Regions from separate parts of the Homo sapiens genome. Here region 2 is linked to region 1. Evidence: chromatin contacts called from ENCODE Hi-C or POLR2A ChIA-PET data. All regions are on one chromosome and are shown on one strand. Each heading gives the region's core, a stretch centred on a gene start or an enhancer-like site at or near the end of the contact. The rest is flanking DNA. Distances are from core to core; before and after follow the strand shown.

Region 1 (4,563 bases), core at 744-3,243:
CCATTCTCCTGCCTCAGCCTTCCCAGTAGCTGGGACTACAGGCGCCCGCCACCGCGCCCGGCTAATTTTTTGTATTTTTAGTAGAGACGGGGTTTCACCATGTTAGCCAGGATGGTCTCGATCTCCTGAACTCGTGATCCGCCCGCCTCGGCCTCCCAAAGTGCTGGGATTACAGGCGTGAGCCACCGCGCCCGGCCAGAAATTGTTCAGATATTCAAGAATCACTGCTCTTTAATATTTTAGCTGGGCTCCTCCCTATCAAACAATTTCCATAGGGTAGAATTTACATTAATCACTAATACTACCTCTAATGCCACTTGACTGTTGCTTATTGTTTGTTTAGTCTTTCCAAAGTGCTTTTGCACTTTCACTCCTGACACATGCTTCAAGGAGCCAGGCACAAACAAAACCATGCATGCGATGGCATCGCATTGCCTCTACAAAGGGCATTAATCATAAGGGTCAACGTGCAAATTCAAATAGGAGTAGAAACTCAAAACAGTTTGTAGGAAGGTAAGTATTTCAATTAAAAAACAAAGGAAAAATTCAAAAAGAATTACAGAAATGATCCTGTACTTTTTTAGGACTGAAATTCACTGCTATTAGAACGCATTATTCTAAGCACGAACATTCTGGTAATAAACAGTGGTGGCGCCCAGGGGCAACTCCATCAGCCTCTCTGAAAGCTACCCTAAAGAACTGTGAAACTGCGTCTGCTATGCAAATACAGCTTCAAGACAAATGCTTTAACTTTCCACCCCCTTCCATTCCGGTTGCAGCCCCCTAAGCCCTTTCTATACAGAGATTCTGGAACTGTCACAACCCTTTCTGATGAAACGACCTCCCCCCACTCTACAATAAAAAGTCAGTAATGGGCACTGAGCAGTTGCTTAGCATTTCATAATACAAATCTCTCCTATCAAACGTTAAGTTTGGAAGGAAAGGAAGAAAGAAAGTACAGGATCAGGAGGCAGCTTTACCCTGTTGACACCTTATCAGAGCTCTAAAGGCTCTGGTCCAGCAGTTCTCAAATTTCAGAGGTTCTTAGACTCTCAACTCCACTCAGTGACTGGGATTCACTAGTTCTGCTGTGAATGAATTTTAAACAAAGCAGTTAATCTGGATGCAGGTGGTCCTCAAGCCACAGTTTCAGAAAAACAGTCTCTTACCTCTCAGATGATATCTAAAAAGAGTTTTCTCTCACTCCGAGGAAAACGGATATAATAGTTCATGAAATTTACATAAGTTTCTTCTGGGCCAGGCAAATATCCTCGAATAATTATTTCTTCTTTAGCGTAGTAAGAATGGCTGAGTGCGATAGTAAGAATGACTGTGTACATATCTCAGAGGTCGCATGTGGCACTCGAGGTAACAATAACAGCACCATCTTCACTTTATCCCTCTGTCTCGCGGAGATGTGCAGGCGTGGCCCCCAAGCCCATTCCAGACGACACGTTTCCTTAGGCCTGCAAAATATTATGGGAAAATGTACTTGTCAACATTTAAAGGTGGAGAGATTGCATGTAAAACCTGGACTGCCAGCTTCTGCGGAAAAATGAGGTAAGTCTGGCAACCCTGGCGCCTGCTCCAGCCCGGAATCGTCTGCTCTCTTATCTCCCTCCGTTCACTGAACTGCAGACCTCTGGTTGCCAGACGTCCCCTCGGAACAAAACACATACTCCACTCAGGCTAAGGGCTCCGCTGTTGGGTTGGGAAGATCACGCCAGACCCTCTCCTTCCCTTCCTGGAAGACCCGAATCCCGAGAGGAGGGTCGGAGGTGACGCGCAGGTCGACCCCCAAGGGAACCCACCCATTAGCCTCCGCACAGCCCGCTCCTCTCACCTTCCGAGAAGGGACTCTCCTCCTCCCCTTGAGCGGAGCCGATTGCGGTTGGAGAAACCCGCTCCGACGCCCCTAACTCACTGTGGCCAGAGCACCCACGGCCGGCAACGCAGAACACGGGTAACTTGCCTACACAGCGCGCGAAAGGCTGACCTTTCAATTTGCGCGGGTTCCTTGCGGCCCCGCCCAGAGGATGTGACGTCAACGCGTATCCCGCAACCCGGTTCCGCCTCCTGCGGCTTCCAACTCATAGGGTTGCGTCCTGAGCTCTCCGTCTCGCTGGGTAGACAGCGGCTCACTGCCATACGACTGCAGCCGCTGCTGCCGGCCCGAACTCCGTGCGGCTTCTTGAGGGCGCGAGTGGCACTGGCGCTGATGGCCGATGGTGAGCACCGCCTCGGAAGTTGGGAGTGTTTACACCCGCCGGGGCTGCTGGGCGTTGTAGTTCCCTCCTGGCTGCAGCCCCAGTTCTGGAGGCTGATGTTGAAAGAGCGCCGTCGCGCGTTGATGTTGAGGCTTTTCAAACCTGAAAAAGTTGCTCAGTCCCCCTCGGCGTCATCAGTCCCATCCTAATTCCTTCATTCTCTTTAAAACGCCCGGTTGCCTCTACAAATCGAAATTGAATTCAGTTCACGCTGGGTTCTTTTCCCCATTGCAGTAGTAGTAGTGATTAAAATCTGCCCCTACCATTTTACCTAGAACCCAGCTTCGTTTATTTTTGACATAAGTCGGGGAAAAATTAGCTATATAACAAGACCTTGAAAATGGGCCTTAGAGACAAAGACTTTAGAGGCATTTTGGACTTTCATGGTCACTTGTGGCTAGGTTTCCAATCCTCATAACACCCCAGACCTCGTCGCTGTCCTCTTAGGGATATTGTAATTTAAAAAATTGGAAGAAACCTTAGGCCAGACCACAAAGTAATGTTCTGGGCTCAAAGATCAATAGGAATGATAATGCAGACTCAATTCAAGGAATTGAAGGGGAAGAAGTGAGCACATTGTTAAACATGCTCCCCATTTGATTACGTTCTTTACATCTTTTCCTCTTTTAAAGTCTTTTTATGATCACTCTAACATCTATCATGCCAATTTTAAAGGCATCTATGATGCCTTAAATTTGTTACTAAAATTGTTGAAAAGGTGCCACATTTGGGGAATGTGTTTGGAAAAGCTGTGTTGCTTTCTCCCTGGTTCTGGTCTTTAGAGCTGGGACTAGGAGAGATGAGAAAAGTTATCTTCCCTCCCTCTTCCAAAGGCTATGGTAGACCTAACCCTAAACTAGCTTGGAGTGGACTCTTGGAGAAAGTGGGGGACAATTTCAAACTGCAGTAGATTAAAGAGGAACTTCGATGTGGGCAGCATGTGTTTGTAGAGAAGCCTTCTTACACTCATTGGACTATCCAGCTGTAGTAACTGCTTCAGTACCTAGAATCCAACCATGAATATATCACACATGGGGGTCTTAGGAAGGAACCCCAAAATCAAAAAGGTGTCCATTCCAGTGTCACTGGATCTGTCATAAAACTAACATGAGAGTTTGCTGCACTGTGAACGGCTCATGTATTTACTGTGAATTTGACTCCCAAGGTTTCAAACTGTATTCTTGGCTGCAGTGTTCAAAGACTAAAATTGGAAAAGAAAACACTAGTTACAATACATTTCACTAACAGAATATTTTTACTCTTTGGGAGGACAAAACCATTTGCATCAATGTGTGCAGTAATTTACTACTGCCTTAAGTGTGCCTGTCAGTTCCAGGTGGCATGGAGGCATAAAGAGATGTCCTGTGTCTTCAAGGAACTTAAGATCTAGTTCTGTAGACAAAACACATGTTTATGAGACAGTTAAGTCACAAATCATGATGGCATGTTATTAAATGCTGAAATAAATGGTATATCCCATATGTTTCCAGCTTAAGACTCAGTTCCAATGTTACCAGTTTCCAAATGTCTTCCCTAAGTTAGATATTTGTTTGATATGCACAAGCATTCTGTGATGGCTCTTTGGTCCTGACACTTCTCATATTCTCATTGTGTTTGAATTGTCTTTGCCCTTCAATAGACTGAAAACCTTTTGAGGTAGGGTTGCCAGATTTAGCAAATAATAACGTAGGACACCCAGAAATTTGAATTTCAGATGAACAACAGATAAATTTTTAATATATCTAATGCAATATTTGAGACATATACTAAAAGAAATCCCTGTTTATCTGAAATTTAAATTTATCTTGGCATTCTGTAATTTTATCTGGCAACCTTACTTTGAGGGCAGGGATTATGTCTATGAATTTTCACATCCCAGTAGCACTAGTGTTGATTTTAAACATTTCAAATGTGTGGACTAATACATGAATGTCCTAGGTATGGCACTATTATTATGGGTTTTCTGGGCTGCTCTTATCTTTATTTTTTTATTTTTTATTTTTATTTTTATTTTTTTTTAAGACAGAGTTTCGCTCCTGTTGCCCAGGCTGGAGTGCAATGGTGCGATCTCGGCTCACTGCAACCTCTGCCTCCTGGGTTCAAGCGATTCTCCTGCCTCAGCCTCCCAAGTAGCTGGGATTACAGGCATGCGCCACCACGCCTGGCTAATTTTGTATTTTAAGTAGAGACGGGGTTTCTCCATGTTGGTCAGGCTGGTCTCGAACTCCCAACCTCAGGTGATCCGCCCGCCTCAGCCTCCCAGAGTGCTGGGATTACAGGCGTGAGCCACCGTGCC
Region 2 (4,563 bases), core at 1,272-3,771, 2.0 Mb before region 1:
ACATTCCCAGGGATGAACATGCTGGCTGCACTCCATATTACTGGATGTGATAACAAAATAGAGAAGAAATCTGCCACACACTCTGTATGGAGTACCGACATACCACAATCGGCAGATTCTACCAAATTCATACCGGCATAGTCTAAGAGAAAGAACAACGTTATTTAAATAAATAATATCCCTAATCAATAGTAATTCAATAACAAAATCAAACATGCTTTTATTATGGAAACTTATGAAACTACTATAGTCCACAAGCAAAAATTGAACAGAAATAAAAACTTATAATTCTTCAAATACATGAAGCCGAGAGTATATAATCCATTCTCACATACTGAATTTTAGGGTTTAATCCACCTAAGATTTAATGCAATCTGACCAGACTGGGAGAAATATTTTGAGGTAGTATGGCTCATAAGACACATTCAGTTCTTGTAAATATATTGATGTTAAATTTGGGAACAAATGAACATCTCACTGATAAGAGATATCTAGTAATTCAGTAATTCCGGATACTCTGACTCTCAAAAGTTAAGTATTTAAAGTTTCAGACACTCTTTTTAGTGCTGGTGTCATAAGGGACTATTTTCTTAAAAATAAAAAGCAAGTTGGGGTACTATGGAATAAAAATATGACCTATTTTTGTGTTTTACAGCAAGAAACCTGTAACCCAATAATTTTACCAATAGTGACTGTGAGAGGTCTGATAATTATGGGAATACATTATGTATATTTTATAGATACAACGAAAATAGGACAAAGTCTGTTTATTCATCAGCTCATAGCATGCTGGGAAATATGGGAAAAGGGGAAAGGCATGGTGCAGGACTTTCTCTCAGACGGACTGTGTTATCTTAAAATGGCAAATTTTGCTCCAGGGTGGTCAGGGAGACAAGTTTCCCTTACAAACGGAGAAAACTGACTTTTTTAAAAAACCCTTTTATTTGGTTTCCTACTCCTGTCCACAATCCCAACAGATGCACAGTTCATAAAAGATGTGAACCTGGAAGTATAAATATTAATACCACACAGTACATAAATACCAGGGGGCTACAGTATAAGAAAATGACTACCATAAGAGAGTTGTCAAGACATAGAAAAGCAGAGAATGAAGTGCATGTCAGGAGGAGGAACTCTTCTGCAGAAAGAAGCCACAGACATTAACAAAAATGTTGCAGTGGGAGAAAGTAACAGGTACATCAACAAGGCTAGAGCCACGTGGCGGGATAATAGGGATGCTGCCCAGGTGTTTCCAGAAGCGATAAAACTTGTAAACTTTTATAATTTTCTGAAGTGCGCTGCATGGTAAAATATGGTCATTGTGCAAAAAAGTTGTCCCCAATGCAGTCTCAGGAGTCACTGACTTCAAAATAAAGAAACGGTCTCTTCGTAGTAAATGTAGTACCTCGTGGCTTTCCCAAAGTCATTGAAAACGAATATCCCTAAAAAGGGTGTGATTTCAAGAGTGAATTACGATCCGCCCGCAATCTGTGTACCGTGTGTGGACGAATGCTTGCAGCGAGCGGTGCGGAAGGCTGTTCAGAGAGGTGTTTTTGGTCTGCCGTGGTCTCCTGGGATAGTCAGGAATGATTCTTGCTACGGGCTGACCCGGGTTCCCTCTTCCCCGAGGTGCAGGGGGTGGGGTCGGCTTCTGGACTGCTCCGCGCTCTCCGGTCCCTACCTCATTGGGCACCGCCCACTTCGTGGGCTTCCAGGTGCGAGCCCTCGCGCCGGGCCCATCTCCCCAAGGGGCCGCGGCGGACTGGAGGAGACGCCCGGGGCCTGGCGGCGCGCGCGTCCGCGGCCAGGGCGGGTGGGCGGATGCGCCGAGGAAGCGGCTGGGCGAGGAGCCTCCGCTCCCGGGCCTCGGGTGCCCGCCAAGGGCCACGCGGGCGAGGGGGAAACCCAGAACTTCCCGCCCGGGAGCGACTGCCCCCGCTCCCGGCTCTGGCTGGCTAGGGGGATGTTCTCGCGAGAGGAGAGGGGGCGCGGGGCACCGCTGGTTTGGGGGCGCGGGGAAGCCTGAGGACGAGGGCCGGGCAGGGAGGGGAGCAGAGGCGGCGGGCAGGGCCGGGGACGCGGGGAAGCCGCTCCCGCCAGTCGCCGAGAGCCAGCCCCTGACGTCAGGAGTTTTCCTCAAAGTCAACAACAAGCCCCGCGGCGACGGCGAGAACCGATCGGCGGCGGCCCCGAGCGGGAGGAAGGAGGGGGCGGGGAGGCGGCGGGGGGTCCCCTCAGCGAGGCGCAGCCCGGGAGGAGGCCGCAGAACCCCTCCCCGCGCCGGGCGCGCCCCGGGGCCCAGAGCCGCCGCCCCGCCGGCGTGACCCGGCCCCCGCCCGAGCGGTGTTTTCTGGTGATGAATTTGTAGCCGATATCCGATTCCCATGTAGAGTCTCCGCCTCCTCCTCTCCCCGCCGCCGCCCTCTCTCCTCCCTCCCCCTCCCGCCGCCGCCGCCGCCGCCGCCGCCTCCCGCTCCAGCTCCGCGGCCCGGCCCGGCCGGCTCCCTCCCTCCCTCCCCTGCAGCCCTTCGCTTGCCCTCCCGCCGGCCGCACCGGGCTCCAGGAGGCCAGAGGCTCTGTGGGGTGGGGGGAGGACAGGAGGGGAGGAGGAGGGAGGGGGGACCCCCGAGTCGCCCCCTCTCCTCCCCCCGCCCCCCCCCGGCTCCATCCTCCGCCGCCGCCCGAGCAGCTGCGGGGCCGCCACCGCCGCCGCCGCCGTTGCAGGTAACAGCCACCGCCCCCAACTCTAGCCCCCTCCCCGCCTGGCCTCCACTCCCTCCGGGCCCCGGGCCCCGGTCCGCCCTCCCTGCCTCCCTCAGGCGGGGGATGGCGGCGGGGTGGGGTGAGGCGGGGGCTTCTGGGTTGTCACCGCGCCGGGGGCGTGGGCGGGGGCTGGGTCACCGGAGGCTTCGGGTGTGGGTGTGGAGGCCGGGGGATGCCCAGCGCGGTTGACACCGACACCCCCCGCTTTCCGGGGAAAGCTGGGGGGCGGCGGTGCGCAGCGGGCCGGGGGAGGGGTGTTCCCGGCCTAGCGGTACCGTCTGTGTCTGGGCTGCCCCGGCCCGGCGCCTGCTGTCTGCGCAACTCTCGCTCCTTCCCCTCGCCCCTCCCCGCCCGGGCCGCGCGGCGTGGGGAGGGGGCGCCCGCCTGGACCGGGGGCGGCGGCGAGGTTATATAACGCGTGGAGCGCCGGTGTCAGTGTGTTTGGGTTGGGGGGAGGGAGCCGTCTGCCGCGCGCCCTGGCGCTGAGGCTGTCTGCGCGTGGGGTGGGGTGAAGGCGAGGATGCACAGGCGTCCCCGGGGTCTCCTTCCTTCCCCCACCCTTCCCCGCCACTGGCGCGCAGGAAAAGACGGCACTGGTGGGGTGGGGGGGGGGGTGTGTGTGTGGGAGGTGGGTAACGTGCTTGTCTGTGTTTTTAATAGTAGTGGGGTTTTGATCCGCTTGGGAGTTGTGTGCTAAGAATAGAAATGTGCGGAAGATGCTGGGTTTGGCTGATCCAGTGATGCTGTCGCTGCTGGCGGCGGCGGCAGCTCTGGCTGCAAGTAAACAGACCAGCCTCTTCCTTGTCCACCTCCTCCGGCGCATCGGTCCGCATCAGCCATGATGCCGGTGGGGCCCTTCAGAGCCCAAAGTTGAAGCCTAGCTGGTTGCTGTGTTGACCCTGACGCCGAGGCGGGGTCACCATCCCTTGTTTGGGATTTCCCGGGAATCTACAGTTAGCCTAGAGATAAAGAATCTCGTTGGGGCCAGGTTTTTCCAATACCGGTATTTACTGTTTATGTTCTGAAAGCAGAGGAAATGCTTACCCACAAGTCAAAGCTGGGATGCTCACATTTCTTCCATCAAAATAATGTTGTTATGAAAATAAAACCAACTCATTTCACCAATGTGGCATTTTGGTTGAAAGCCTGGTAGTTTGCAATTGATGAAGTTTCCAAATAGAAAGTCAACAGTGAAACCTATGCATCTATATTGGGTAATTTCTAGCCATAATAAAGTGTTCACACTTTGATTTTAGTTGAGGCTAAAGTAAAAAATAATGGCTTTTTGTAGTTAATACATTGGCAGTTGTCTCAACAGTTTAGACATGTGTTCCGTATTTGGTAAAGCATGGTCATATATGTCTTTTAGTAGAACTATACATCACTAGGCAACCACTGGGTTTTGTCAGTGGTTGAAGCTGACAAATGAGTGAAACTCATTGGTTTAGGTTATGTATTTACTTAGGAAAACGAAGGTGGAAGAGTCTAATAAAGATGGTGTAGGAAATGAAGATTAGTCTTCAGAACTTGAGTATCACTTGCAAAATATGTATAAACGAATACAAACATTCCGGGGGTGGTTGTCTAAAACATGAAAATATTTTATAATTAAAATAGCAACTTATTACTAAGTTACTAGTTTTCCAAGGTTTATGACTTAATGCACAATTATATGCAAGATATATATCCGGACTGTAATTGTTTTCCTTTTGCCAGTACATTATCTTGACTTGGAAAGTTTACCAAGGAGATAGTACTTGAAAGTTTACAGGGAGATGGTACTTGAAGATCTTTTTGTTT

The links. A loop is a pair of places that touch in the nucleus more often than their neighbours do. ChIA-PET counts read pairs that join two places held with the same protein, here RNA polymerase II (POLR2A). Pooled maps may share reads with other maps.
Region 2: a loop to region 1 is called in a pooled map, with 14 times the contacts of the local background. The contact joins the promoter of AKT3 here to the promoter of EXO1 in region 1. A Hi-C loop is called at or near these places in 2 of 37 single-sample maps with no recorded cell type and 10 of 50 pooled maps. POLR2A ChIA-PET finds 5 or more read pairs at or near these places in 1 of 52 experiments (activated CD4-positive, alpha-beta T cell).

What each region holds. Positions count from the first base shown.
Region 1 is chr1:241,845,634-241,850,196 of GRCh38, reverse strand. EXO1 (exonuclease 1) reads right to left here and starts at 1,993. Exons shown (of 16, transcript NM_130398.4): 1 at 1,844-1,993; 2 at 1,170-1,466; 3 at 981-1,085. RefSeq lists an enhancer at 1,958-2,297.
Region 2 is chr1:243,848,201-243,852,763 of GRCh38, reverse strand. It overlaps AKT3 (AKT serine/threonine kinase 3), which reads left to right and starts at 2,521. Exons shown (of 14, transcript NM_005465.7): 1 at 2,521-2,724. RefSeq lists an enhancer at 3,112-3,612.